Regions from separate parts of the Mus musculus genome. Here region 1 is linked to region 2. A link is a loop called in an ENCODE intact Hi-C map of the cell type or tissue named here. Cell type or tissue: heart. All regions are shown on one strand. Links, peaks and the distances in the headings refer to the core of each region. The heading gives the core; the rest is flanking DNA.

Region 1 (15,817 bases), core at 3,175-11,174, 430 kb before region 2:
TATAGTTTAAAGATAAAAATTAAATTTTTTATATGAAAAAAAAAAGAATTCTTTTTCTCCTTTCCCTCAAATATTAAATGTGGCCCTGCTTTTTTATGTTAGGAGCTAGGGAGCAAACACACAATACTGAAGCTAATTTAAAAAAAAAAAAAAGAACTATTTTCATTTTCTATGCCTGGGTATTTTATCTACATGTTTACATTGCACCATGTATGTGACTGGTGCCTGTGGAGGTCAGAAGAGGGGCTCAGTCCCCTTTGGAACTGGAGTTACAGGTGACTGTGAGCTACCATGTTGATGCTGGGGTTCAAGCCCAGGTTCTCTGCAAAAGCAGCCAGTGGTCTTAATTGCCCCCAAGTTAACTTTAAAGTGGTGAGTGAGTTCTTTTGTTATGCTTCCTGTACAGTTGATTTAAAAGGAAAAGTCAATGAAATGTCATTAAAATATTTACTGTTGGCCATGGAGGATTGTCTCATCCTGTGGCCTGTAGGCAGTTTCACTGCCTCAGTTTATGACCCAAGGTGAAAATGATGTAGTAAACTGCGCTCTTCCCTTCCTCCCTCCCTTTCCTCCCCGCACCTTCTCTTCCTTCCTTTCTGGTCTTTTTCTTCTTGTTTTGTTTTGAAACAGAACCTACAGTCCTGGATGGCCTGGAACTCAATGATATACAATACACCTGCTTCTGCCTCCCAAGTGCTGGGATTAAAGGTGTGTGCCACCATGCCAGCCCACAGGCTGATCTTGAGCTGCTGGGTTCAAGTGATTCCCTGCCTCAGCCTTCTTTTTTTTATTAATTAATTAATTTATTTATTTATTATATGTAAGAGAACAAGCTAATCCTATCAGAACAAGCTAATCCATGAGAGGTTTTTTTTTTTTTTTTTTTTTTTTTTTTTTTTTTTTTTTTTTGGTTTTTCGAGACAGGGTTTCTCTGCATAGCCCTGGCTGTCCTGGAGCTCACTTTGTAGACCAGGCTGGCCTCAAACTCAGAAATCTGCCTGCCTCTGCCTCCCAAGTGCTGGGATTAAAGGCGTGCACCACCACGCCCGGCCCATGAGAGTTTCTTAATCATTTTTTGTTTTATTTAGATTTATTTGTTTTATGTGTAAGCATTTTGCCCATTTGTATTTATGTCACACACACACACACACACACACACACACACACACACACACGTCTGGTGCCCAAGAAGATTAGAAGAGGGAGTTGGATTCCCTGGAATTTGCGTTCTGCATGGTTGTGAGCCACCATATGGGTGCTGGGAACTGAACACAAGTCCTTCCTATGCGAGAGCGGTAAAAGTTCTCAACCTCCAAGCCATTTTACCAGCCCCACAGAGTAGTTTCTGGGTTTCTACTTTTTTGTTTTGTTTTTTCAAGGCAGAGGTTCCCTGTGGAACAGCCGTGGGTCAGCTCTGTAAACCAGGCTGGCCTTAAACTCACAGCGATCTACCTGGCCCTGCCTCCCGGGTGCAGGGATTAACAGGGCACACCACCACCACGCAGCCTTGATTCCTGCTCTTTAAAAGTTATTGTATAAAGTGACTGAGCACACATTCATCTTAAAAGACAACATCTCAAAAGTAATTTTTAAAAAGCCAGTATCTCTTTTAAGTCTACCTCTGGTGTTTGTATACCTTGCATTAAAGGTCTACATCTCCAAATAGCCTTTAACCTTAGCACTGTCTGGTAACCAATTCATCACAAAAAGAAGCCTTGGTTTCCCATCGTGCCTTCCTGCAAACAACATTCTAGGCAGGCGCAGCTGACTACTTGAGAGCCTGCTGTTTTGTTCTTCTTATATGCTGCCTCTGGCATGACCTGGGTTGACAGTCCCGTGGCCTCTGAAGTCTATAGTCACAGCTCGGAAATGAGGCTGACAACCTAGCTAGCCACTCCTTGGATTGTCCTGAGATCTCAGGAGCTCACTCTGCACATTCTGCTACTCATTGTCCTTGTCTTCAGTGAGCTGGAAGGAGGGGCAGGCTGTAGGCAGAACACGGAAGTCGGCCTGGCTGTCTGGCTGGAGTCACTATAGAACAGTGTTATTTAATTTTTCTACTTCTTGCACTTCAATGGATGGAACATTCACGATCCTCTCTAAGCTCATCAACCGCAAAAACTTAATTAGATATCATATCTCCTTGGTTTAAAATAGTATTTAATTTTACATAATGTGTTCAGCCAAAATATTAAGATTCCCTAAACAGAAATGTTCCCTCTATTTTTTCCCTAGGGTTTCTCTTTCAATTTTTTTGTAGCTTTTAAAAAAATTATTCTCCTTAAAGTATGATTTCGGCAGTTTCCCTCTGTGAAACATCACCGGGTCCCCAGCCACCAGTACTTAATTGAAGATGTAATCCCCACTTAGTGACTATGCCATCTCCCAGATACCAGGCGTGCAGGAGTAAATATTAACATTCCTGGTAAATGTGTGCTGCCTCTTATTCCTTTCCCCTCACAAATTGTCTTCCTGTTCCTCCGAGTATCATCTGAAGTGAGATTATATTAACTGTGCCTTATGTGGGGCCTGGCATGCTGGAGTTGAAATTAATGGGCAAATATCCTTTTCACTTACAGACTAAATGAGCACTCCATCTTTGAACCATACCCAGGTGAGACAGAAAGTCACAGGCAGAGGGACAAAGGCAGCTAAGAATGTTCCATGTAGGACCAAATGCAAGCACTCTACGGCCTGATGTGAGGAGAGGAGAGGAGAGGAGAGGAGAGGAGAGGAGAGGGGAGGGGAGGGGAGTGGAGGGGAGGGGAGGGGAGTGGAGTGGAGGGGAGGGGAGGGGAGGGGAGAAGTCTTAAAATTAAGCCCTAGAACACAACAGCGTGGGATTATACAAAGTGACCCTGATTCCCTTCTTAAATGTTGCCAGAAGATCCCAACCTATTCAATCTGATCCATTCCCTGCTCGGTTCCATCCTTGTGATGACAAGGAAAACAGTCGCAGACCCACTTAACTGAAAGTAGTAGTAAGGTCAAGTCCACGTGGAGACATTTCAAAAAGTTGACCATGTAGTAACTTCACATAGACAATCATACAAATCGGCAAATAGTCCAATGCCCGCTAGAATGCACAATGGTGGTCTCTTGGCAGTCCTGCCCCTTCTTTGTACAGGGAGCCATCTAACACCCCCTCTTCTTCTCGATAAAATGTATAAGTTGTAAGCTTTAGTAGCCCCACTGTGCTGTAGGGGAGGATATTATGGTAAGTGAAACAAGCCAGGTAGAAACTTGTGAGAGAAGAGAGTGATTTCCCCGCATCAAGGTTTACCGCTCCCCAAAGAAGCGTTTGTTTCCCGAATTACAGCAGAGGGCAGTAGAGACTACCGCATGGCTATGCTCGAAGGCTCCATGAAGCTCAGCGGCCTCTGATTGTCCTGGCCACAGGTCTCTGTCACCAGGAGTGTTTTGGTATCCATAGATTGCAAACATCTCGACTTTTTAAAATGACGATTTCTCCCGATCATTTTCTGTAATGTGATTTTTCTGAGATATTGCTTTGGGGACACAGTCCTTCTACTCCATATGTATGCAACCGGTTCCACTGCGCATGTCCCCATTAGTGCTGACACATTTGTGCACATAGATGCGCATGTATCATTTTTTAATCAAAACTAGAAGGAGAAATTATTACATAACCACGATATCATTCCTACTGAGGGACCTGTCATGGCGATCCTGAGGGGGCTTTGCGAACATCTGTTCAGCATCAGTCCCCCACGAAGAAATTATTCTTATGCTCATTTGAAAGACAGGTAAAGAAACGGTCAGACGGGTGAGACAACCAGGGGCAGATGAGAAAAGCACTCTCCTTCACTGACAGAAAGCTCGGGAGCCCAGCTTGCAGAAGCTTCCAGGCTAGAAAGACGACATAAAAGGATGGTAGCAGCCAGGCGGTTGGAAGAGCTGTCTCCTAGTGTTGCTTTTCTTCACCAGCCTGAGAGAAGCTTCCAGACCTCACCCTGTGCAGGACCGGATCCTGCTGGTTGATACAGAGAGCATTACTCATAGCTGTGTCTCAAGCATAGAGACTCTGTCCTCAGCAGAGTGCCCACTGGAAGGGGTTCTCAAAGGGACAGTATGAACTGGGGCATCTTTTTGCAGAAAGTTCCAGAAATGATCCCTTTCAGGATAAAGCTCTTTGTTTGATCTAATTCTACATTCTGAGAGTTTTGCTGTAGCAACTCTAGAAAACTGGGGCTATGAAACCTGTATTTCTCTACAAAGCAACTCTGTTGCTCTGATTTACGTAGTAACTTGTTCACCTCTATCTAGCTATGGATTCTTAGAGTCCATCTAAATTCTGGGTCCTGTCAGACACCAGTTCTCTGTCCACTGTCTAAGCTGACTAGCATCTGGGTGATGACCATCATCTCTAGGCCTTGCACCTAGATGAAGGATGCTGCCGGGTGGTCCTCATTATCAGTTGCAAGGCTCAGAGCAGCAATCCCTGGCCCTCTTCCTTGACTTATGGGAGTCATGGTATGTATAGGGAGCTAGAAGAGCTGCTCTCAGGTGCATGGGCTAACTGTAAAGCCATTTCGGTTCGGGATCTGCTGTGTTCCGTGGGCTTTGCCTTCTCCAGCCTGAAAAGGTTCTGAAGCCTATTGAACCTCTTTCAAATCCACTCTTCTGGCCCCTTATCCCTGGGGCTTGGGCTTTGAAATGCACGAGATTTTCCCCATCCTTCTACAGTGACATCCCTTCCCTGAGGCAAGGGTGCCACCTGGTCTTGATGACTGAAAGAGGATGGGGTGGGGGTGTAGGGTGGAGAGAAGAAAATGTCAGGGAGGAAAAAAAAAGTTCATCAAAAATCATAAATATGACTTTGGCCCATGCATAATAAAATAAATTTAATACAAAATAAAAATAGGGAAGCCAGAACAAAGAGTATGCAATAGAAATAAAAAACCAAGTCTGGGAAACAGAAAAAATCCTACATCATACAGTAGACGTGGCTAATCAGTAATTATGCTTAGATTTGTCCTGGGGCTTCCTGGCTGCTGGCAGGAGGAGAGGGGACAGTCATTTTATGCTCTTGCTTTCAAAACATAGAGAATGCATGGGTTCCTTTCAAGGTTTTTCTTTTTCTCCGAATTCAACTTGTGACTTTATGGCAACCCCAGAGGGAAATGATAACTTGTCATCAAGACTCAAGGGATTCCTAAGACCTTGTCACTTCACACTGAAGCCAGAGCTCACGGCAGGGTGGCTCAGCGGGCTTGGTTTCCTGGTAGTCTGCTTGCACGGCTTTCCTGTTTAAGTATTAAATGTTTGGCGTTGATTAAAAACATGCACAGGAAAATAACAGGGAGTCTGAATACACAGGAGGGGTTTAGGTGCAGAAGGTTCCCTTGCATGGGGATACATACTTCAGATCTGAGCTCTCGCAGTGAACTCCCAAACCCTAGGTGGAAATGAACCCTCAAACTTAAGTTATTTTCCTAGATCAGCGACATCCTCACAGAGTACCCTGTCCCTCTGTGATTCATGTACAGAGCCTCCATGGTATCAGGATCCCTGAACTTTGACGCCATCTCTAAATCAAACAGGTTTATTCATATTCGATAACCAAGGTGGCTGTCAAGTACGCATCGTGGATACGCTGCAAGAAAAGATTATGTTTTCAATGGGAGGCACTGGGATAGCGTACTTAGAAAGGTGCACAGTTAAAAGTTATGAAATGTTTCTTTTTAGAACTTTCCATTTAATATATTTTTTATGTACATTGGTGGCTTTGCCTGCATGTGTTTTCTTTGCAAGGGTATCAGATCCCATGGAACTGGAGTTACAGTCAGTTGTGAGCTGCCATGTAGGTGCTGGGAATTGAACTCAGGACCTCTGGAAGAGCGGTCAGGGTGATCTTAACCACTGAGCCATCTCTGCAGTCCTTCCATTTAATATTTTTGAACTATGGGTGGTTTTAACTAACTAAAACTCTGGAAAGTAAAACCATTGGAAAAAAGAGTGGCTACTGGGCTGGAAAGATGGCTCAGTTGGTTGAGAGTGCTTGCTACTCTTGCAGGGGACAGTTCAGTTCCCAGAGCTCAGACCAGGTGGTTTAAAAGCACTTGTAACTCTTGGTTATCCTCACATATGTGCGCACAGAGAGGCATACCCTCATGTATGTATGTATGTATGTATGTATGTATGTATGTATACACACACACACATATATAAGATAGGATCTCTCTACATGGTTACAAAGCTCTGAAACTTACTCTGTGGGCTAGGCTGGCCTTGAACTCACAGAGTCACTTACCTCTGTCTCCCATCTTCTGGGATTAAAGGTGTACATCACGACACCCTGCCCATGACTTTTTTTTTTTAAGGGTAGCTACCAGACTAGAGAGATGGCTCAGCCATTAAAAGCTAGGCTCAAAACAAAAAGGGATAACTACCACAAAATCTGGTGACCTTTCATATTTCCAACCGTCCTTCCTAGAAAAGTCAGGACACCAGCTCTTCCTCCAGGCTTCCAGAGTTGGTCTATGCACAAGGCCCTTCTACATTGATATGTAAATGTGCCATTCTGTATCTGGCTTCCCCCTTTGTCTCCAGATCTATAGATCAGTTCAGACACTTTCTTAAATGGTTAACAAAGGATTTCATGGCATAGGTAATCTGTGTTATTAAATGAGTCCCTACTGAGATTCATTTAGGCCATTTACAATCAATTGCTTTTTACAGTGATGCTGTAAGGAGTTAGTTACCTTGTACATACTTCTCTGAGTAAACAGAGAAGTGCATCCATTTACTAAAAAACGGAGTGTGAAATCATTTAGAGATAGCAAATATTTTCAATTAGGAAAGACATTGTCAGATTGTACTACAGAAGGCGGAACAATTATCTGTCCTGTCAACAGTATCCTAGGGTTTCTGTTTTGGTCCCTCTTGCCAAGGCAGAATATAATCTTTTGTTATTGTTGTTTTTATCTTTATTTATCTCTTTCTTGATTGTTGTCACTGCTCCATCTATAAAGCTTAAAGCCGTGGCCCTCTGGATTTGGTACCAGGCAGAACCCACTGCAATATGAAAATGTGGAATCCCTTGCTCCGTTAGGAATTTCAAGACAGTAGCAGGTCTCTGAGCACTGGGGGCAGCCAAGGAGCTGGCCTTGCACACGGGGCGGAACAGCAAGGGAATGCCAGGGAATCATTAAAAATGACAAGTCTGAGACTTCCGTCAGGAGAGGAACACGAGGAAAGGACTGTCAAGACGTTCTTACTCACAGCTTGTCGCTTCACAACATGGGGAACAGATGTGCTATTTGGGCAGCTCAGTACAACGGAGCTTGTGCACACAGACATTTTTAGTGGGCCACAGGAACTTGCTATGGCGAGCGCTTAGTTCCATGTGGCTAAGCCCAGCTTGATGGATCAAAGGACTCTGGGTGCAAGCACTGTGTTAGGCCTGCGCTGCAGGCTAAGTGGGAGTCAGACACCCGTGCAAGCACCTTCCGGAGGGGTCGCGAACCTCCCGCGGGCTTCGAGAAGTTGGAACAGCCTGTCAGCGGGGCAAGGAACCAGGGTTTAATCCTCCAGCTCTCCGCCCAGCTTGGTAGAGGGAGAGAAGCACCCGCCCATAAACTCTGGAGCTCCCTGCGCGCGCGCATAGTTTGGGCAAAGGAAGTGGGGTTGGCCAAGGGTAGATTAGAGAGAAGTGAGGGGACCTGAAAAACTGTCTGGATTGCAGTGGGAGTGGGAGGGGGGAACCTGAGCGGACCTGGGAGGGGCGGGCAAGAAGTCTGGATCCAGGATTGAAGTGGGGTGAGGCTGGGAGAGAGGGGATTGCTGTCCCGGATCCTGCACTCACACAACAGTGTCTGAAAGGATTGGAACCATCCCTCCAGACAACACCCTCAGCTCAGACCCTCAGCTGTGTCCCACGTCTTTGCATGCAAGCATCTCCTGGCTTGGGTTGCTTTGACAGCTGAGTGGGCTCTCACGGTTGCCCAGTGTGACCCACACAGGAGTCATCTGCGCACCATGCAGGCCCAGGGAGGACTCCACATCCACCGACCTGAACTGCAGAGTTACTTTGACAGTTTCAAGAGGCTCACAGGTCTGGTCCAAGGTGAGGGACCAAAGCTGATATTGGCCTTTTTGCTGGCAGGGTCAGGACATCATAGGGCAAAAGACAGCACCAGAGTACACTTTCTGACTTTTGTTCTCCCTTCTAAAAGGACAGCATGCATTAATGAGTCTCCCTGCCTGGCCTTATCTAGTCCTAATTGCCTCTCAGAACGAGTGGATTAGGTTTTAACCCTCTCAGTACTTCACAATGTGCATTTTGGAGGAAAGAGGAGCCTTACTGAGACCCAGCTTGTATGTGTGTATGTGTGTATGTGTGTATGTGTGTATGTGTGTATGTGTGTATGTGTGTATGTGTGTATGTGTGTATGTGTGTATGTGTGTATGTGTGTGGTGTTGGTGGTGTAGCCCCCGGGCTTGGGCATCCAGCAATCTGCCAGATTTCTTTTGCAATATTTTGCAAATAGGCCATATATTACACACAACTTTGGAGGTACAGCCCCTGGGATTTCCCCCATAATTATAGTTTCTCTTTTGAGGCAAAACATTCGTAGCCTCCTGAGGACTCAAAACTCAAAGCCCTCTTTTTTTTTTTTTTTTTTTTCTGCCAGGCACAGTGGTATACATCTGTAATCCCAGCACCCAGGAGATTGGAGACTGGACAATAATCATAAGTTATAGACTATATATTGAGACTCTTACAAAACCAAAAGCCGGGCACAGCAAGCCTTGGCATCTAGATCTCCAGCTCTACCACAGTACCACTAATAGGAAAGGCCTTTGTAGTCAGAACCTAAAGCCTGTCCTGTCTCCCACTCCTACCCGCCTCCCACCAGCCCTTTTGTGAGAGTTAAGACACTTTTGGGCTTTTCCTCAAAGAAACTTTTAGATACTAGAATTAAATGTAATTTAAAAAAGCTGCTATTTATATTCAATTGTTTGCTAGTGTGTCTATATGTGGGGATAAGCACCCGTGCCTGTTGCCCAAGGAGGCAAGACAGAGCATTGGGTCCCCTGGAGGGACCCAATTCTAGAATTGCAGGTGGTTGTAAACAACCTGATGTGGGTGCTGGGAACTAATGCTGGCCTCTGCAGGTGCTCTTAACTGCCAAGCCATCTTTCCTGACCCATAGATGATTTAAACAACAGCAACAACAACAAAAACAGAAACAATGATTCAGTCAGGCATTGGTGGCTCATACCCTTAGTCCCAGCACTCCAGGAAGCAGAGGCAGGTGAATCTCTTGAGTTTGAGGCCAGCCTGGTCTACAGAGTGAGCTCCACAGCCTGGAGTGTGCAGCCAGGGCTACACAGAGAAAACCTGCCTCAAAAACAAACAAACAAACAAACAAACAAACAAAAACCTTCAATGTTGCTAGAAGGCTAGCGAGGCTTAGGAGTTAATAGCATTGGTCGCTCTTCTAGAGGGCACAAGTTTGATTCTCAGCACCTACATGGTAGCTGACAAACATCTGTAACTCCATTCCTGGGGGGTTCCAATCACCCCTCCTGGACTTTGAGGGTATTGCATGCATGAGGTGCAGATGTACATGCTGGCAAAACACCTAAACACATAACATTAAAAAAAAAAAAAAAAACCAAAAACCCCAGGCAGTGGTGGCGCATGCCTTTAATCCCAGCACTTGGGAGGCAGAGGCAGGTGGATTTCTGAGTTCCAGGCCAGCCTGGTCTACAAAATGAATGCCAGGACAGCCAGGGCTATACAGAGAAACTCTGTCTCGAAAAACCAAAAAAAAAAAAAACAAAACAAAACAAAACAAAACAAAAACAAAAACAAAACAAAACAAAACAAAAAAAAAACAAAAAAACAAAAACAAAAAAAACCAAATCCATCACAGAACATTGAATACGTGAAAAGAATTAAATAAAACAAATATTTAGGATCCCAGGATGTCTGTTTACAAAACACTTAAGAACAAGTTGGCTGCAGCAAGAGGCCTGTTTGTTCTCAGGAGCTAGATACACACAGCACTGCAGGGTGGGCGACCTTCTTCCAAGAATGGCTCTCCTTCCCAGCCACAGGTTCATCCCCTGCAATCATCTCTGGCCTCCTCTGGAACCAGGTGTCAAGTTCAAGGCCAAGATATCTGAGAGAGGGTGTTGAAGGGAGGTGTACAGAGAGGACCGTGGGCAGGCGAGCTGTGGGTCTTCCAGGACTTCCGGCCATTCCAGGACACACCACTACATTTCCTGTTCTGTTTTTCCAATGTTAACAGGAGTCTGCTAGGAAGTGTACCCAGACTGGAGTTCCTGGCTCTCTTCCTCATTCAAAGCCTTCTTCAAGAGGGCTTCTGGGGTTAGCTCCCCATCCTCAGGGCCCAGGCATGCTCTACAGCTACATGTGGGGATATTGGATTATGCTTTCAGGTCATATTTATCAGCACTACAAACTGCCCCGAGGAAATGCTGCCAGGAACATGGAATTCAAGTGTTGCCATATTACAGAAGCAAAGGCTACACTCCACAGTGGACATTGACCAGCTCAATGTCACAGCATTACCAGGTGGCAGCACTGGACTTCAGTCTCACCTCTGCCTCCCAACTAGGGGTGACTTGAGTGTCAGAGGGTCTGGGCCCTGCAGAGCACTGTTTCAGCTGTCTTGTCTGTCCCTCAGACCTGCTACTCCTTTCATTCAGGCCAGGGTCTACTTTCTTTAGAAGCTTCTGGAACCTGTTGGGAACCCTTGGTATAGAGCCTAGGTCCTGTGGCCACATCAGAGACTTGCCTAGAGAAATAATCTCTCTCTCTCTCTCCCCCTTCTTTCCTTCCTTTTTTTTTTTTTTTTTTTTTTTTTGTATAGGATAGAGTTTATTCAGGGAATGGGGAGGGGAGTTACAAGGATAGTAGAGGCAGAGAAAGACAGAGAGAGGGAGAGAGTAGAGAAGTAGAAGCCGGTCATGGTCTCATGAGCACATGGAGAGAGGGGGAAGGGAAGAGCCCAAGAGGGCAAAAGAGAAGCAAGCAGGAAGCAAGAATAAGAGCTCTTTCTTTTTTCCTTTCTTTCTTATTTTCTTTTCTTTCTTTCTTTCTTTCTTTCTTTCTTTCTTTCTTTCTTTTTTTTTTTTTTTTTTTTTTTTTTGAGACAGGGTTTCTCTGTGTAGCCCTGGCTGTCCTGGAACTCACTTTGTAGACCAGGCTGGCCTCCAACTCAGAAATCCGCCTGCCTCTGTGCTGGGACTAAAGGCGTTCGCCACCACACCCGGCTCTTTCTTCTTTCTGGGACAGGATTTCACTATGTAACTCTAGCTGTCCTAGAACTCACTATGTAGACTAGGCTGGCCTTGAACTCATAGAGACCACCTGTCTCTGTTTCCCCGAGTGCTAGGATTCCACACCTGGCTCTTGCCTAGAAAATTTCACACCTCTCCATGCTCCAGGCTTAAAATCCATCAGTGACCACTATTGCACACAAAAGGGCCTCTGACCCCTAGACTCAGGAATCTTGTTGAGTGTGCCCTTACACACTGCTGACATGACCCTTGCACCCAGTTTCTGTCCCCTCCACCCTCCTGTCTCACTTTCCATTCCAGGGCACCAGCATTGTTGGTCAGTAAACTCTGACCATCATTTCTCTTGAGCCTTGTCCCTGGATATCCTGTTCTCCTGGTCAACATCTATCTCCCATGCCTTACTGATGCTCTGCACTGCAGAGGCAGTATGTACGTGTGTTTGTTTTCTTTCCTCTTTAAGGATTTATTTATTCTTAGTTTATGTCTGTCCTAGTTACTTTTCTCTCTCTGCAATAAGACACCAAGACTAAGGCAACTGAGAATAAACAGCTTATTTTGAGCTGACAGTTTCAGAGGGTGAGTCCGAGACCCTTATGGTAGGGGCATGACAGTAGGCAGGCAATGGCACTGGGGAAGTAGCTGAGAGCTTACATCTTGATCCGCAGAGACTCAGAATACCAGGGGCTTTTGAAACCTCAAAGCTCACCCTTAGTGGCACATCTCAACAGACTCTTAATCCTCTCTTAATCCTTCCCAAACAGTTCTGCCATATGGGGGTCAAACATTCTAATACATGAGCCTCTGGGGACCATTCTCATTCAAACCACCACGATGTGCCTGCATGCATGCATGTGTGTCATGGGCATACACGGTACCTGCAAAGGTCAGAAGAGAGAATGGGATCCCCTGAACCTAGAGTTATAGAGAGCTGTGAGCTGTCATGTGGGTGCTGGGATGAACCTGGGTCTTCTGCAAGAGCAGCAAGTGCTGTTAGCTGCTGAGCCACCTCTCCAGCCCCACTGTATGGGGCCCTGCTTCTGTAACCTAAGATTTTATAGGCATTAAGCTGGCACTCTCTCACTACATGTCCAGTCCTCTTCTTTATAACTAATTATACCAATCGAAAGTATTGTGGGGGGCGATGTGACATTTTAATATATACGTACATGATAAATAATGGCATGTATTTATAGGGTATGGTGTGGCATTTTAACATATGCATGCATGCATGCATGATAAATGAGCGAATGTACATGCCTGTCACTTTAGCTACTCACCATTCCTCTGTGGTGAAAACATTTGAAATCTCCTCCTTCACAACTTTGAAATGTAAACATTGCAAGGCTGTGGCAGCCATGCCGCTGTGAATGTAGCACTCTAGCTGCCTTACCGACAGGATTGCAGCCATTCGCCATTCCCAGCTGTGGTAGCCACCTGCCCACTTTACTTCCAGGGTTTCAGCTGACGTCACCCAGCAACTCTCTCACAGGGCCACATTTAGTCACTTTTACCCTTCAGGTGCACCCATGCTGTCATAAGTGACAGGATTGCCTTCCCTTTCAAGGCTCAGCAGGATTCCACATATCCATTCACTACATCTTCTCCATCATGTGTCTCCATTCATGAGGTTGCTTCCTGGGAAGTCAGCTGCAATGAGCATGGGGGTCCCATCACCCTTCACCCATGGGACTAGGGATGGAAGCAGGTCCTTGCGCATTGGAGCTTAGCTCTCTACTGCTGAGCTAAAGTACTGTCCCCAAGAAGGGCTGTTCTGGATGGTTACAGGGGAGAAGGGGGAAGAGTGTTTTGACTCTGAGCCTTTGATTATTTATAACTGGTCCTCTCTACCTGGAAGGTTTCAGCGGCTGCTCTTCCCCACCCTCTATCAGAGAGGTTTCACTGCAGATTCTGGTGGAGGAAGAGGACCCTAGGGGGCAGATCTAGCCCAGAGGCCCTGAGTCATCAAGCTGCCTTCTGTTACAAGGCCCCTTTGAGCCTGGCTCACCAACTGGTCCAAGCTGGAGTCAAGGCTTCTGTCACCCTCCACAGTCCCTCAGCACTCTCTGCCGTGTGGTCACAGAGGCTGAGGAGCAGCCATACTTAACAAGGATCTCTCAGTGTGTTCATTACTGGAAGAGCTATTGGTGTTGACATGTAGGAACATCCATTTTAATTATGGCAAAGGGCCTCCTTATTAATTATTTAGATCCAAGAGAAAATAATACATTGAAATCAAGAGAGAAAATTTGGCTCTCTTCTGCCTGAAGAATTTTGACACCAGGCCATCATGGTGTGTGCTCACAGATATGCACAGTGCATATACTTGAAATGTACAAACATTGAAGTCCACATGGCTCATTGACTCTATTCCTCTAGCATCTAAGAATACTATCATTTAAAGAGGGATGAAGCAGCCGAGATGAAAATGCTGGTTGGGCTGGGCATGGTGGCGCACATCTTTAATTCCAGCACTTGGGAGACAGAGGCAGGCAGATTTCTGAGTTCGAGGCCAGCCTGGTCTACAAAGTGAGTTCCAGGAAAGCCAGGGCTACACAGAGAAACCCTGTCTCAAAAAACCAACCAAAAAAAAAAAAAAAGAAAAAAGAAAAAGAAAAAAAAAAAGAAAAGAAAATGCTGGTTGTGTGTGTCAGAACAAGCTGCAGAAAACCTTGCTGTCAGCCATCTGGAAACACAGTTCAAGTAACTGGTCCCTTTCCTGAACTCTGACCACTCTGAGACTCAGGCCAGACAAGATGAAGACAGGAAATCCTGCCAATCAATCATTCAGAGCAAAAAAAAAAAAAAACAAAAACAAAAACAAAAAAACAAACAAACAAAAAAAAAAACCACCAAAAAAGTGACAGAGTGCTTCCTTGAGCACTCAGCCAGGTGCTTAACCGAGTCTTCCCCGGAGCTTTGCTGCGTGGCACAGCCATACACTCATGAACAGTTCATGAGTCTCTATTTTTCGTTCTGAAAAGTGCAAGCAAATGTAGTTCATTTAAAAACTCCAGGGCGGGCTGGGCAGAGGTGGTTCTTGAATGGGGCCTTTAATTCCAGCACTTGGGAGGCAGAGGCAGGAGGGCCTCTGTGAGTTTGAGGCTAGCCTGGTCTACAGAGTAAGTTCCAGGACAGCCAGGGCTACACCCAGAAACCCTGTCTCCAAAAACCAAAACACCAAACCAACCAACTAAACAAAAGAACAAAAAAGACAAAACAGACATAGCAGGGCAGTGCAGGAAGGCCTGGTTCTGTCTACAGCTGTTTCTTTTTCCTTTTAAAATTAGTAAAAAAAAGAAATAGTGGCCGGGCGGTGGTGGCACACACCTTTAATCCCAGAACTTGGGAGGCAGAGGCAGGCGGATTTCTGAATTCAAGGCCAGCCTGGTCTACAAGATGAGTTCCAGGACAGCCAGGGCTACACAGAGAAACCCTGTCTCGAAACAAAAACAAAAACAAAAAAAGAAATAGTGAAACAAACCAAACCAAAAGACAAACAAACAAAAAACCAGAAACAAACAAAACAAAACAAAAAAAAAAAAAAAACACCCCTCTAATCCTTGGTATCCAAAAATATCCAGCATGGCTAGGGCGCAGCTCAGCAGTGTGGCAGTTGCCTAGCACCCACCAATCCCCAAGCCTTTGTTCATCCCCACACCAAAAGCAACAATAACAAAACCAGGAATCATACAAAGAAAGCTGCAGCATCCAGTGGAAGCATAGTTGATGTTTTCTTTTGTTCTAATTACCTGTTGGCGTGTGTGTGTGTGTGTGTGTGTGTGTGTGTGTGTGTGTGTGTGTGTGTGTACACTGTAGCTATCTTCAGACGCACCAGAAGAGGGCATCAGATCCCATTACAGATGGCTGTGAGCCACCATGTGGTTGCTGGGAATTGAACTCAGGACCTCTGGAAGAGCAGTCAGTGCTCTTAACCACTGAACATCTCTCCAGCCCTTAACTCATGATTTTTTAAAAAAATATTTATTTATTATTATATCTAAGTATACTGTAGCTGAATTCAGATGTACCTGAAGAGGGTGTCAGATCTCATTACGAATGGTTGTGAGCCACCACCATGTGGTTGCTAGGATTTGAACTCAGGACCTTTGGAAGAGCAGTCAGTGCTCTTAAATGCTGAGCCATCTCTCCAGCCCTAACTCGTGATTTAATGAGAATATATTCCCGTCCAGTCAAAGAAATGGCCTAGTGGCTAAGAGTGTCTGCTGCCCTTGCAGGTTCGGTTCTCAGCTTCCACATGAAGTGTGACTTACAATCACCTTTTGCTTCAGCCCCAGGGAATCTGACACAGGGTACCAGTGCTCCTGTTTAAATTCCCACACACAGATACAGGCACACATAAAGTATAGTAGAAAATAACAGAAAACAATTCTCAAAAAAGTTACTCCAGGACTGGAGAGATGGCTCAGTGGGTAAGAGCACTGACTGCTCTTCCAGAGGTCCTGAGTTCAATCCCCAGCAAACACATGGTGGCTCACAGTCATCTGTAATGGGATCTGGT
Region 2 (15,817 bases), core at 4,150-12,149:
TGGCAATACTACAGGCCCCAGCAATGGGAGGCCATCTTTGCTGTAGTGGTAGCTGGCAGTCCAAGACCAGAGTAGCTTCTGCAATCCTGCCTATGGAGGCCTCTAGAGCAGCAGCCTCTGACTGCCCCCTCCTCTCAGTCCTGACAGCTTTGCTTTCTGGGGACGCTCCACAAGCAGGCTGGCCAGGCCACTCCTCTTGGAGCAGGAGACCTGCTTCTTTCTAACACAAGCCAGTGGCCCCAGGCTGCCTGGGGGCTGAGGGACTGAGGGACTGAGGAACAATTCATGAATGGCCTTGGATCAGAGGTACCTGGTCCCACTGAGAGTTGTGTGAACCTTTTGTTCCCTTCCTGGGAATGTGGGAGAAGCTGGGCTGACAGCTGCATGCCCACTGTGTCCTTAAGCCCTGGGACCTTTGCCTCCTCTCAGAGCCTTACTTAGGCTATTAAGGGACACTTTCTGGGCCTTCATCTAGGCCACAGAGACTTGCAGAGCCTCTTGTCTTACGTGTGGGTTTATGGTGGGTGTTTGGGTGTGTTCCTTCATTGTTTCTAAAACCTAGAGGCTCATGGTTTCTTTCTCAGACTCTTGGTCCCCCACTTTCCCAGCATTGCCATGTAGTAGGAAAAACAGGGCTCAGAGTGACTCAACCTAGCCTCTGTGGAGGACCCTCCCCTTTTGGGCATTGCTTTCACTCAGGGTGTGGCACCATTGGTCCTGAGGGTCCTCAGAAGGGCTATGGTTGCAGCAAGCAGAGAGCTCCAGATGGGCTGTGCTGAAGCAGCTGTTGACAGGGTTCTGCTAGCCCCCAGGGCCTCTGGAACTCGATCATGACAGCATCTGTCTGTGTCTGCTCCCACCAGATGGATGAGCTGGGAGGTAAGGCATGTGGCTTCCTCCTGGCAATGTCTGTCTGTGAATGTGACCCTGCAGCTGTCTGCCCACCTCCCCCATACTTCATCTCTCTAGAAGGAGTTTCCAGCGGTAACCTGACCTCACGGGTGAGCCTACTCCTTGGGGTCAGGACTGTGACCTTCACGTTCCTGGTTGGGGTGAGTCTGGATGGAGGGGAAGGGTGGGCGCAGGAGATGTCTGACTGTTGACAAGGTTCTGTTGACAGAGTGAAGCAGAGCAGGGGTGGGAGCGCCCAGCCTTGCCACCCATGGCCAAGTGAATTTAGGCAAACAAATCCTTTTGTTTGGAGGAGTCCCTACTTTGTTTGTACAGGGGAGCTTTAGTCCCTATCTTGGTCAGTTGTACTGAGGCTTAATTGAGAGGAGGCACAGAGAGGAACCCAGATAAAATACAGCAAATGTATATACTTACCTTACTCTTTGACAATTGTATTATCATCAACCTTTTCTAGAAGGAGGGCTAAATGTGGAGCCAGGTATGGAACAGACATTGGAAACCCTAGCACTCAGAAGGCTGGATTCCATGTTTGAGCCCAGCTAGGGCTACATGGCAAGAATCCTGTCTTACACAGTGAAGCCAATAAGCAGAGTGAACAGCTTTATGGAGAGCCGAGTGTCTTGGAGCCCTTTCCTGGGACACGCCTCTGTAATGTCGCCCTGGTTATTATGTCTGAGTTGCAGGGGCCCCCAAGCTTTATGCTTGTGACCCTCAGCAATCTCCCTGAAAACCAGGCTTCTCAGGCTCTAGCTCCACAGTTGTCTTACTAAAGGCTGCAAGCTGTAATTTGCTCCTGCAGCAGGGAAGGCCAACCCCTACCTCCAGCCTTACCTGGAGCTTCTTAGATACCTCAGCTGCTTTGGGTTTGAGTGGCAGCTTCACCCCTAGCCACCCATGCCATTGTAACCCAGGGCAGGTATCTCCACCAATCCTGCCTTTGTTTTACTGCTCATGAGAGATTCAGCTCTCAGCTTACCTAGCCGTGCAGGGCCACAGGGGAGGACAATGACACCCACGGGGAGGACTCAGGAAGAGCACACATGAGGGACACACATGAGGGAGGGAAGGGCCCCATAGCTCCGAGTCCTTACAAAGACTCCTGTTCCTTGGTTTACCCAGAAACCATCTGGACTCAGGCACGGTGTGCGCGAAGGGTAAGACAGCGTGCTCACCTCGTAGATTCGGGCGAGGACGGTGGGAGGAGGGAGGAAGAGTGTGAACACTTCTTGCTGCCCCTGAGTGCTGGTCTTCCTCCCGCATGCTCTCCCTGTGCTTATTCTTTATCTGGCTGAGAAGTGTGGGCCAGACACCTGCTTTCACTTCCCACTGAAGGAAACAGGTTAGGAGAGATACTGACCTTGTCCAGGTCTCACCCAGCATGAATGAGTCTGGGGTCAGCGTCAGATCTGTATGAAAAGCCCATTATTATCTAGTGTCTTTCTATTGTGTGTGTTGTCCAGGTCTTACACAGAAGGAACGTTTTAATTAAGACACATTGTCTAAGTTGCCCTAATTAATCGTATGGTAGGCTATAAAAACTAAAACCTAGGCTCTCCTTTGCCAAATCACAGCCTGCCCGGGAAGCTTGTAGGTCAAATTGCTGACACCGAGCTGAGGCTCAACCAGCAATATGTCCTGGGGATTTGGCCGTAGGTGACCATCTTATGGACTTAGTAAAAGTAGAAAGACTCGTGGCTGACTCTAGGGTGGTAACTACCTTGCATTAACAAGTTTACTTTGACAAAGAGGCAGGGTGTGGTGGGGCTATCCTTCACTATTCTTCACATTACAAACTACTTAGAAATCAATTTGCCTAGAAGCAAATCGCCCAGAAGGTTCATGAATGGCTGGCCAATAGGTATGGGCATACAACAGCCTTCAGTGTGAAAGTTGGGTAAAGGGAAACACAGGAGTTAGAGAGATGGCCCAAGTGTAAGGAGAGAGGCTATTGTGTGGTACCTGTGGTAACTTTGTGATTTTTCTTATAATATTATGTGATTTTATTGTTTTACATTGTAACAAAATACACATAAAACTTAGCACTAAAATGATTATAAAAGTGACATTAACTTCATTTACCGGGTTGTACAGCCATCACCACTATCTAGGTCTAGAACATTCTCATCACCCCTAATAGAAACTCGGTCAACATTAGCATTAATAGTCTAATATTTCTCCCCAGTAGCTCAGGCATGGCTGCTCTGCTCAGGAAACAGGTTGTTTATACTGGAAGGCTTTCTCTCTCTCTTCTCTCTCTCTCTCTCTCTCTCTCTCTCTCTCTCTCTCTCTCTCTCTCTCTCTCTCTCTCTCTCTCTCCCTCTCTCACCCTGAGCCTGGTTGAATGACGGAAGCCCAAATTTGGGGTTCCTCTTTAGGCAGGGGACAGTAACACAAGTCAATCCAATAGCTTCTACTTGTCACCGAGAGACCCTTATGTAGAACCTCTTATAAGACCTGGGGCTCTAGCTCATGGGAAACGGAACGTCTCCTTGGTATTTTAAAAGACCCATCACCTGTTCCCCGTGTGTACATACTAAAGCTCAAGGAGAAACCTGGCTCCCAGCAAATTCTAGTTACTGACCTCGGGGAATAGATACCAAGTTATATATAAGTGGCATCAGGTTAGCTCCATAGTTTTGTCAAGGTCGGTGTGCCCTTCAGTGTAGCTGAAACCTTGGGGAGACTAGGAAAGAGGTGGCCATTCGGCTCAACACTCTCAAGTGCCTGCCATGTACAGAGGCTGCGAACATCACTGTGTCTGTGCCAGGAGATGATAAGACAAGCCTGGGTCTTAAGGGGATCTTGACATGGGGAGCAGGGGCTTGGGGCCGAAGTCCCCACACAATGATGCCATGGAAGCTCGTGAGCATATCTCATGATTGGTAACTATTGTGAGTGTCCTGAAGACCCATCTTAGGTATGTCCTAAAGAGAATCAAATGGTGCCGTGGCATGAACACTGATCGAGGGGAGACACCTCTAGGGTGGTTCAGATGTGTGGCTTAGGAATCTAAAGAGAGAAGTATGGTGGGGGTAGTTAGGCTGGAAGGAGGAATAGGCTTCACTGTGAAGATCCTGAGCACACGGATTTCCCTCTAAACAGGGGGAGCAGTGTGCACCATGCTGGAACAGCCCCATCGCTTAGTGATGTCACAGTGCAAGGCCTTCCACGTGTGTTTTATGGAGCTGGAGATTCCTATATACTATGTACACCGCACAGTGCTTGATAAAGATGATAAAGGACTGCCACTGCTTTGCACAGTTACTGCCCGATGTGTTTAATCACCCTTTTAAAGCGTGCTTCCTCACCTTGTATAAAAACCATTGTAAAACAGTGCCTCGTGTGTGACCGGGGGCAGCCTCGGCCTCAGGAGGCCACGCATAATGTATCGGTCAACTGATATTATCTAGGTTCACGAGGGGACAATCTATGAGGCTCATGCAACTTCTAAGTTGCCTTTAGTTATGTTTCCCGGACAGACTCTTCACTGTTAATGCTGGCGCCTGTCAACCATCACTCTGTTGCCCTGTCCCTGAGGGCTTGCTGTGTGTCAGGGACTTATGTGTGCTTTCATGGTGCTCTGTCACTAGTGCCCTTGTTAGCCTAGTCTTACAGATGGGGGAAACTGAGGCCCAGGACAATAATAAGTGGCTGGGTTTGGATAGGGGTGCAGCTCAAAGGTATGTGGTCCTGTGGCACTCTTCTGCACCTGCCTTTCACCCAGTGGGGGAGGGGGGCAGCATGGAGCCCAGGGAGAGCCATTTTGTAATAATTGTAATAACTTGCCTCTGACGTTGGTGTTTGCCTACTGTTTCAAGGGTAGGTTGTTGTGCAGTGGTGTATGTGTGTGTGTGTGTGTGTGTGTGTGAGAGAGAGAGAGAGAGAGACAGAGAGAGACAGAGAGAGACAGAGACAGAGAGACAGAGAGACAGAGAGACAGAGACAGAGATAAATGAGCCCTCTAAAGGCTCTGAGCTCATACCATGAAAGGTTTGTTATGAAGACTCTCATTTCAACTAACTGAGCTGTTCCACCCTGGATGGACCTGGTTAATGTCATTCTCTATTCTGAGAGTCACGTTTCCTACCTGGAGGTAGCAGGGATGCTGTACCAGGGGCCTGGTGGCACCAAAGCTGCCTAGGGCTTAGGGCGGAGCTCAGGATTCTGGGGTCCAAGTGGAAGACAGCCTTGCTCCTAGGATAGCCTCTGTAACAAGAGACAGGCAGAACTGTGCCCAGTCTCCTCTCCAGGAAAGAGAATATGAACTTGCTACCTTAAGCAGGACTTTGTATCTCTACTTCTCAGATGGGGAAAATGAGGCCTAAAGATATAAATAGCAACGTGTACAGATTAGGGGTCTGAGCCCTATTCCAGTGGCTGACAGTAGAGCTCACAGGCTTTCTCCCATTCTCACTCTGTGAGTGAAATACTCTACCATATCTGTTTTATAGATGACAGGCTCGGAGGAGTAGAATCACTTCCCTGGGAACACACAGCAAATACCTGCAACACTGGGATTGGCACCCAGGCCTCTCTCACTCCTCAAGGGCAACCTTCCATCCTGGTTCATCTCTGGGTCCAAGAATGAGGAAAACCTGTGGTCATCTAGCCCTGTGATTTCCAGGGCCACTTGCAGCTTGTGGGTCATGGCGAGGAAGAAACAAGGAGGGCATGTTCCTTTCTTGTCATGTTCTTCCAAGCCCTGGGCATACAAACCCACTCTACAGTGTCAGGGTGAATGCAAGACAAACACACAAGGCTGGGTCAACCTGTGAGATCCTCTTGACCTTGAGTAAGCCACATACTTGCAAAGTGGGATGGTGAGCCCTGCTAGCCTCTGGGGATGCTGAGGATAGGAGGCTATGTGGCCAGCCCAGACTTGTCTGCCTGTCTGCCTCCACCAGTGGAGGTGGCACAAATAGCCTCTATCTATCTATCTATCTGTCTGTCTGTCTGTCTGTCTGTCTATCTATCTATCTATCTATCTATCTACCTATCTATCTACCTTTCTTTCTCTCTCTCTCTCTCTCTTTCTTTCTTTCTTTCTTTCTTTCTTTCTGTCTGTCTGTCTGTCTGTCTGTCTTTCTTTCTTTCTTTCTTTCTTTCTTTCTTTCTTTCTTTCTCTCTCACTCTCTCTCTGCATCTATGCATTTATGAATCTATGTATCTATGTATTATGTATGCATCTATCTATCTATCTATCTATCTATCATCTATTTATTTATTTTGCTGTTCTCTTCTCTATGGCTCCCCTCCATTCTCCTGTCCAGACCAGCAGTTAGCATCTCTGTGACTGGTCTGTCCAGTTGGACCACATTTCTCCCAGATCCATAGCTCAGCAGCCAGCTTCCCCCTCTCTGGAGATCTCTGACTTTTTCACCTAACTTCTCTCATCTCCTGAGGGGACATTCCAGAGCAGACAACCCAGCTATCTGTTTTTGTGATAAAACCCAAAAGTAAGTCCTAGAATATTTGCTAGACATGTATGCATTAATCTTTGCAGCCCTCCTGGGAATTTGATCCTCTGTCTACTTTTGACAGAAGCCAGACCCAGGAAGATGTTTGTTCAGGGGCACGCAGCTGAGCAGAGAGGTGTGCTGGGAAGGCAGCCATTTTCCCCTCTAGACCTGCCCAGCAGGTACTACTTTCCGATGGTCTCTGTCTGTGCTCTGCACTTGTAGCTGGGAGTCTGTACAAACATGGACCTTGGCCCTGGAGTGGCTGCCTCATCTCCAAACTTCTAGGACTTTTCAGCCCTCAGAAGAAATGGAGCAGCTTTGCTGCCTGCTTCAGTTTCAGCCCATCCTTTAGGGGACAAGAGCCCACATGTAGAAATTTGGATTCTCCTGATCTTGAGCTAGGTATAGTAGGGCTTAGAGGAGGCTCTGGGCTAGGGTGCCCCGAGGCCTTGGTCTGCATTCTGGGAGCCGCCTGTGCAAAGCAGTTTCCTGGATAGGAGAGATCACAGGCTAGCTTTTGGCCCAGCATTATCCATGACCATCACTTGGTCCTGGGTAGGGTTTTTAGCCTGCCTCACTATCTTGGTTTTTAAGATAGTTGCCAACACACTGATGTTTCATGCGTGCTCAAAACTAAGTCCTGGACCGGACTGATTTTGTAATTTGCAGGCCAACTACAACAGAGGTATCGTTCCTTTGTTCACAAGTCACTCCAAGTGTCAATAAAATTAAACCTCGGGCCTGTGTCAGCAAAGGACCCTACAGGCACAAAGTCCCCGCTGGCTCCCAAGTTGAGAGCTGGGTGTGGCTCTGGACCTACTTTTGTCAGTTTGGCCCACTAGTGAGAGCCAGAGGCGGATACGATGCTTTCGACGGGGAGCTTCCTCCATCTAGCGGCGCAAAGGAGAACAGCACCACGATCTCGCGGTTTACCCCTGCCTATTTCTTATCCCCAGGGTAAGAGTGGCCACATCCTTCCCACCTTCCCACCATCCTCTAGGATTCTCCAGATCTCTCCCTGTCACCAGCTCTTTGGCCCAGTTTTTTTCCGGATTTTAATTCGAAAACCGTTCAATACTTCAAGTGAAAATTAGAATATAAAAACGTACATTTTAAAACAAATATATATCTTTGCTAGAGATCAACGTTCTTTTACCTGAAAACCTTTCAATCAAGTATTTCAGAATTTTAACCTTTTCTTCTTTTCTTCTTCCAGATTTTAGAAATGTAGTTCAGTCCGCAGATGTTACATTAGCCAGCAAAGGTCTGTGACAGCATTCTGTTCCCTCACAAACAAACAACTGAAATAAATGAATATTTAAACTAAGTGTGATGAGCAGATTCAATTTCTATTTTTATGAGACTTGAGAGCAAATTAGTTCTGCCACCAAGCTTATGAAAACCCTGGTTTCGGAATTTCTTGGATTTTGAAGTTACAATGGCAGATGAAGGAGAGCTGACTTTTCTCAACTTGTATGACAAGATCTGAATGATTGCTTAAACAAAGAACCTGTTTTTACAAATTCAAAAAAAATCGTGCAATTAAAAAAATACATTATGAATTCGGAAGTATTTTCTCTTCAATTTTCTCTTAGCTCAGCAGGGCTAAACCTATTCACACAGAGCACACATGGTGATCTACATGGCCAGGGTCTGTTTAAGCACACCCCCGTCCATAAGAAGGGGGTACCATGGTCATTCAGAATTATAAACGGAGGGAAGAACATCTCTTGATTACTACAAGGAGGCTGAGCTTATTTTTCAAGAAGTATACTCTGACTTGTGAGCAACTTTCCCCTGCAGAGACACAGCAAGGCAACTTTTACTATAGGTGATGTTTTCATCTCTGAATAGCCCAGTGGCTCTCAGCCTTTGTAATGCTGCGACCTGTTAACTCAGTTCCTCATGTAGTGGTGACCCCAACCATAAAATTACTTCATTGCTACTTCATAACTAAAATTTTGCTACTGTCATGAATCATAATGTAAATATCTGATATGTGACCCTAAAGGGGTTGTGACTTACAGATTGAAAACTATTGCTTTAGAAGTTTGTTTGGGTTTTTTTTGTTTGTTTGTTTTTTGTTTTTTGTTTTTTTTCATCAAAATGTCTTACCAGGTTTGAAGATAAACAGGTTACCGTGATATTCCTAATTAGTTACAGTACTAAGAACAAATATTTCAGAAAATCCATCGACTTTCATAAAATTCTGTCTGTTCAGAAGTCAAAATTATTCAAACTAACGATACTGTGTTTGTAAAATCACTTGTATCTTTCTGTATGTAGCGATTCCTTCTGCTGAGTGCGAAGAAGGCTGTCACGGAGGAAGAGTGAAGGTGGAGCATGCGCAGCACTGACTTCTGTAGGTCTGAGGACAGGGGATTCCAGCCAGAGGTCCTCTCCAGGAGGATGGGTTACCCTTAGGAAAAACAGGAGAAAGAATTGGAGGAGAGGGCCACCTGCTGTGCCTAGGATGTCATTAGACCTAGGGAGCTGTCTGTGGCCTTGCAAACTGAGATCCTAAGAACAACGGGAGAGCCCGAAGACTCCCCAGGCACTGTCTTAGCTGAAGACTCCCCAGGCACTGTCCTAGTCTCAGGTTGTTTCCTCCATACTGAAATCACTAAGTCAGCTTAAGTTTTCTTCTCCCATTTATGCTAATGTCTTCCAGGCATAACCGAGGATGCTCGTGTTCTGCTAACGTTGGCAGCGGCTGCACTCAGTACAGAGCATCTTAAGGAGGTACTGTGTTTCTTTCTGCCTCTTTGCCCTGACTGACAGCTTTGCCAACATATTTGATGTCACCGAGGGGCACTTCCACCTTGGGTAGTGGACCATTTATCTACTGTGTACAGCACAATGACTTTCTCAGATGACCTAACAGTACCTGGAAAGTGTGGCCCTCCCTGCGCAGTGACACAGTGACACAGTGACACAGTGACCTTTACCCACTCTGCATGGTCACTCTAGGACCGGTTGTTTTGCACCGCTGGCATTCTCAGCGTATGCAGATGAATGGTGTTAATTCCACAGATTCCAAGAAGTTTTCCTGGGGATTCCAAAGAGCACTTTTCCGTAGCTCCACAATTTCATGTACAATCTGGTCTCACTGCGTCTAGAGACACCAATCCCAGCATAGCCTCTCTTCCATTTCCTTCCACCTTCTTAGGACATTCATTCAATCTTGTAGCTCAAGCTGTCTTGTACAATATGTCTGGATGCAAATGACCCTCATAGACAGTCTTACTTCTTGATTAAATAAGTAAAACCATGTAACTTTTATCACCTCTAACTACACCTAACCACAGTGAGAGGTTGATTTGTGAGGAGCCAGAGAAATTCCTGTTTTGGAAAGCTGTTGAGAATCAGTCATTACAAGAGTTCTTTTCTGGATATTACGTGGTGTGTGTGTGTGTGTGTGTGTGTGTGCGCGCGCGCGTGCGTGTGTGCGCCTGTGAAGGCTGGAGGTCTATGTCAGATGTCTTCTTATGATTTACTTATCGCCACTGCCGCCGCCACCACCACCACCATCATTATTATTGAAACAGGCTTTCTCACTGAACTTAGAGCTCACTGATTGGTTAGATCAGGTGGTCAGTAAGGCCCCAAGTTTCTCCTGTCTTTGCCTTCCCAGCTCTGAGGTTACAGGCACATGCTGCCACCCTGGCTTTGCTCATGGATTTTGCGCATCCAAAGGCAGGTCCCCATGCTTGCACAGTGAACACTTCACCCACTGGTGCCTTTAGCCAGCTCCACAGACCAGTGTTGTCTCCAGTCGCGGCTTCAATACAAGGTAAGGGTGAATGAAGATGCCCCAGTTGGTAACAAAAAGAAATTGTTTTCACAGGCATAATTGAATTTAGAAGCATCTATTTTGTGTACCCATAGTTTATTCATTTTTATCACCGAGTAATATTCCATTGTGTGGACTATGCCTTGGGTTCATCTATGCATCACCCATTGTCAGGCATTTGAGTTATTTTTTAGTTATCTAGCTGTTCGAAAAGGCTATTGTGAATTTTTGTAAATATATGTGCTTCCATTCTACTTAAATACGCAGGAGTGAAGTGGGTGATAATTGGGTAGGTACGTATTACACTTTTAAAGTAGTAGCTCTTGACCTTCCTAAAGCTGAAATTCTTTAATACAGCTCCTCATGTAGTGACCCCAACCATAAAGTTATTTCATTGCTACTTCATAACTATGATTTTGCTATTGTTATGAATTGTAAGGTAAATATCTGATATGCAGGGCATCTGAGATGTGACCCCTGTGAAAGGGTTGAGAATCACTGTCTTAAAGAATGGGTGAGATTTCTCTTCTATTAATCTTTTCTATTAACACTCTCATGGGCATATCCAGAGATGTGTTTCAATGGTGATTATTAAAGCTCTTTAGATTACCTCGGCTGTTTCTTTAAAACAGCAGTTTTAAACACATTGCCACTAGCAGAGAGTAAGTTGGAGCTCCTCCACGCCCTCACCAGCACCGCATGTGACTGGTCTTAACTGGAGCTAGGTTGGCTAGTATATGGTGGGTCACAGTTTGTTTACCTTGTGTTCCCTAATGCTGACTAATATGACTTGACCTTCACACTCACCATCGGTTCTGTTTGGATAAAGCAGCCGTTTGATTTCTTTGCTCCTTATTGAGTTTCGAGAATTCTTTATAAATTGTGGATCTGAGTTCTACATGAAACACGTGCTGTGCAGATATTTTCTCAATATTTAGCTTGCCCCTTCATTTTCCTCATGGAGTCGTTCAAACAGCAGATGTTCTGAAGAACTCAAAAGTTCTAAAAGGGAAGAAATGAGAGGATCTAGGAATGCTAATTACCCCAATTTAATCAGGATACATTGTACACATGCATTAAAATATTACACTGTACTCCTTAAATACATGCACACGTGACATGTCAATTAAAAAGAAAAATTAAAAAACGAAAAAAAAAAAAAAACCAAAGAGCAAGCGTTTTCATCCTGAGAGAGTTCATTTTGTCATCTTGCACTTCTGTGATTGTCTTGTGTGAGAAATGTTTTTCTAAGTAATATCAGACTTTCTCCTACATTTGAGAATGTATATCTACGTTTGTATATATACATCTACACACACACACTCAAGTCTTAAGCTTAAGCTTATCATTCATTTGAGCTAATTACTTTTTCATTAATTTATTTGCTTATTCGCTTTACATCCTGATCTTAGCCCCATCTGCCCCCGCTTCCCCCAGTCCCAGCCTTACACCCCTTCCCTGTTTACCCTTCCCTTCTTCTCCAAGAAGGGAAGGCTCCCCATGGGCAGTAACCCAGCCTGGCACATCAAGTCTCAGTAGAACTAGTCACATCTTCTCCCACTGAGGCCAGACAAAGTAGCCCGGCTAGGGGATAGGAATCCAAAGGGAGGCAACAGAGTCAGGACATGTCCTGCCCCCTGTTGAGCTAATTCTTATATATGGTAAGGTACATGTGTTTTTGTTTGGATGAGAATGTGCCCATACGTTCCGGTATTTGAGCTCTTGGCCCCAGCTGACAGTGCTGTTCAGGGACGTCAGGGGAGGTGCAGCCTTGTTGGAGGAAGTTTATCGCTGGGGATGGGTTTTGAGGGTTTATAGTCTTATTTCACTTCCGGTTCACACTCTGTCCTCCTTCTCATCGCCTTGCTTTGGCTACAGCTCACCACATCTCATGCAGCATCATGGACTCTCCCTGTGGCACCACAAGACAATAAACTTCCATAAGTCGCTGGGTGTTTTACTCCAGCAACAGAGAAGTAGCTCACAGATAGGGTATCTTTGCTTCACACATAGACTTCTGATTTCCCCCAGTGCAGTTTCTGTTTTTCATCTATTCTCTCTGTGTCTTGGTTATTGAAGCTTTATAATAAAACTTAAAATTAAGGAATGCTAGGCCATTCATTTTGCTGTTGCTAAAAAAATAATTTGAGATAGCTTAGGTAAGTCCTTTAACTTCCATACAAAGTATGGAATAATCTTATCAATTTTGAAAGTTAAAAGCCCAGTGGGATTTTAGCTGGAATTGAATCTAAGGCTGGATTTGGGGAGACACCCCCCACCAATACTCAGACCTTCAACCCCTGAACACTTTCACTTTCTCTATTTAATTGTGTTAACCTTCCATGGAGCAGGACTTTAACTGGGTTAATTAAGTGTTTATAATTTAATACATTTGTTACTATTTGCTGTTTGCTTCAGCATTGTGATTGGTATTGTTTTTCTAATTTTAATTTCTGATTGTTTCTACTGTAATTGAGTTGTTGTGTACAGATCTTGAATTCCGTTTTCTTACTGAACACAATTATTAGCTACAGTATGTATCTAATATATGTGTGTATGTGTGTATATATATGTATTTGTGTATGTATGTTTGTGTCTGTATGTGTGTGTATGTTTGTATATATGTGTATGTATGAATATGTGTATGTATGTGCATTTGTGTATATATGCATGTATGTATGTGTATGTATGTATGCATATATGTGTGTAGGTATATATGTATATATGTATGTATATACTTATTTGTAGATTCCACTGGGTTTTCTGAAAGCATTTTCATGTCATTTGAGAGAACAAACTTGTACTTCACCCTCTTTCTGCATGCCTTTGTTTGCTTCCTTGCCTTAGCACACAGGCCAGAGCCTCTAGTGCAATGCTGAGCACAGGCGACAAGAGTGAGTCTCATGGAGTTCCACAGTCTAGCTCAGTGCTTCTCAACTTCCCTAATTCTGTGATCCTTTAGTACAGTGCCTCATGTTGCTAATTTGTAGCTTTAATCTTGCTACTGTTATGGATCATAATGTGAATATCTGACATGTAGGATATCTGATATATAACCCCCAAAGAGGTCATGGCCTACAGCCTGAGAACCTCTATTCTAGGGGCAAAGCACCCAGACTTCAACTTGTAAGCGTGATATTGACACTAGATTGTTTTGATAAGTGGACTTTATTATATTATAGGATATCTCTTATGTATCTAAATTGTGTTCAGTTCTGATCACTGAAGAATAATTTTCAAATTCATTTTTTTAATCTATTGGGTTAGCTATATTATCATTTTTCTTTATTCTGATAATGTGCTAAAAGTTTTAAAAAGATGTTAAACCAGCCTCATGTTCTTGAAGTAAACTCCACTTAGTTATAATATGTCATTGTATTTTTAATATTATTGTGTTTGATCTAGTAGTAATTTTGTCTGTGCTTATGAGAGAGATATTAGTCTTCAACTAGACATGTCCAAACTGCTGTATACTTGCATCAGGCAAATGCTGGCCTTCTAAAAGAGTTTGGACTACATTCTTTCATCTTCTGTTTCAGGAAACAATTGCTGATGGGTTCATCTGATTTTTCTTTAAATATTGGATGGAATTCACCAATGAAGTAATATGAACCTGGAGTATTTTTCTCTGTTTGGTCAATTTATTCTATTTGTTTTTAGTTTTTAAGTGTGGTGAAATATGTATTCATCACATTACCCATTGACCTTGCTTCAGATGGAGTCTTGCTATGCTAGCTGGTTTTGTATTCAGGTTTAAGCTATCCTCCTGCCTCACCTTCCTAGGTAGCTCCTACACAGGTATATGCCACCATACGGGGCCCTTATTCTCTTAACAATTTTTAAAGGCATAGTTCAATAGTGTTAAGTACATTCACAGATTTATGCCACCACCTTCCAGAACCTTCTGCACTGTGAACACTGAAGCTCTATGCATTTTAAAACAAGGTTGTTCCTTCTTCCTGTATGACTGAGTTCATGGCTGGTTGATCTTCAACTAAAGTTCCAAGAAAGTACGGTGGTATCTCAACCGTTCAGGGAAAACATGTAGTCATGCAAAATAATCAAGGCAAATCCTTATTTCAAACATACAATATCAATTTATAATTGATTAAATTTTAAATGTAAAATGTAAAACTGAAACTATTAAAAGACAGCAGAAAAAAGGTTCTTGGTGCAGAATTGGGCGTTAATGTTTAAATATAACCCAACAGTCCAGTTAACAACATCAAAACTATGTTAAGGGGACCTCATCAAGCTACAGTCATTTGAATATCAAAGGAAATAATCAACAGAGTGGAAGACAGCCTATATGACTGAAAAAAGTTAGAAAACTACATATTTGATAAGGAGTGGATGTGTAAAATATATAAGGAATTCAAGTAACCCAAAAGAAAAAACCCACCTAAGCAACCCACTTACAAGTAGACAAGTAGGGTTCTCTGTGAGATTGAATGGGAGTCAGGTGTAGTAGTGCACACCTTTAATTCCAGCACTCGAGAGGTAGAGACAGAAGCTTCTCTGTGAGAGTGAATATAACCAGAACAAGGTCTACAGAACAAGTTCCAGGACAGCCAGGGATACTTTGTGAGACCCCCTTCTCAAAACAAACAAACAAACAAGAAGAGACTAATGAGTATCTCAAAGGTGCTCCTCATCATTAATCATAAAGGAACTGCAGATCAAAGTCACAATGAGACATTACATTAAACCTGTTAGAATGGCCATAATAAAAAACACAATTGTAGCAAGTTCTGGAGGAAAGAAGAGAAAGGGGGCCCTTAAACACTGTTGGCGAGTGTAAGTTAATACAACCACTGTAGGAAACAGTGTAGAGTTTCCTCGATGATGTAAAAATAAACCACCATAAAATCCAACAATTTTACTGATGACTGCATTTACCAAGGAAGTGAGATTAATATCTGAGGAGACACCTGTGCTACCATGTTCACTGAAGTGCTATTCACAATAGTTAAGACACATAATCAGTGCATGTGTTCATCAATGACAGATGGCTGAAGACAATGCACTATGCATGCTCACGTGTGCACACACACACACACACACACACACACACACTGTAATGTTATGCAGTTTGAAGAACAGATAAATATAACCTAACAGCCCAGTTATTGCTGCCATTTCTGGTACTATATTAATAGACAGATAGGAAAGACATCAACTGTAAGAAGCAAGGCACAGAAAGAAAACACTGCATGATCCAGTAATGTTATGATGATTAGTCTTCATCTTCAGCTTGATTGGATTTCAAATTACCCTGAAGACACAGTTCTTTGTTTTTCCTTCAAGACAGGGTTTCTCTCTGTGTAGCCCTGGCTATCTTTGAACTCACTCGGTAGACCAGGTTGGCCTTGAACTCAGAGATTCACCTGCCTCTGTCTCCTTAGTGCTGGGTTTAAAGGTATGTGCTACCACCACCCAGAGAGAAGACACACTTCTGATTGTGTCTATGAGGGTGTTTCCAGAGAGGCTTCACTGAGGAAGGAAGAGACACCTTGAATATGGAAGGCACCATTACATGCACTGGGGTCCTGGCCTGAAAAAGAAAGGAAGAGAGAGATAGAGAGATAGAGGCAGAGAGATAGATAGATAGATAGATAGATAGATAGATAGAGTGAGTGAGTGAGCTAAGCTC

The links. Hi-C counts contacts between places; a loop is a spot of excess contacts. Peaks named below come from ENCODE experiments on the same cell type or tissue, not always from the same donor. Only the 100,000 strongest peaks of a DNase experiment are listed, where the experiment ranks them.
Region 1: a loop joins it to region 2, with 7 times the contacts of the local background. A loop is called at or near these places in 37 of 42 quality-filtered maps.

Annotation. Positions count from the first base shown.
Region 1 is chr11:33,173,430-33,189,246 of GRCm38, forward strand. It overlaps the pseudogene Gm12115. Among named protein-coding and RNA genes, the nearest start is that of Npm1, 18 kb to the left of the region's middle. In heart, for the core only: a CTCF peak has its summit at 3,322 (motif pointing right); no DNase peak of the experiment used is centred there; H3K4me3 peaks cover 943 bases; H3K27me3 peaks cover 4,559 bases.
Region 2 is chr11:33,607,170-33,622,986 of GRCm38, forward strand. It overlaps D130052B06Rik. Among named protein-coding and RNA genes, the nearest start is that of Gm12119, 20 kb to the right of the region's middle. In heart, for the core only: a CTCF peak has its summit at 7,261; a DNase peak (open chromatin) is centred at 7,252; H3K27me3 peaks cover 1,065 bases.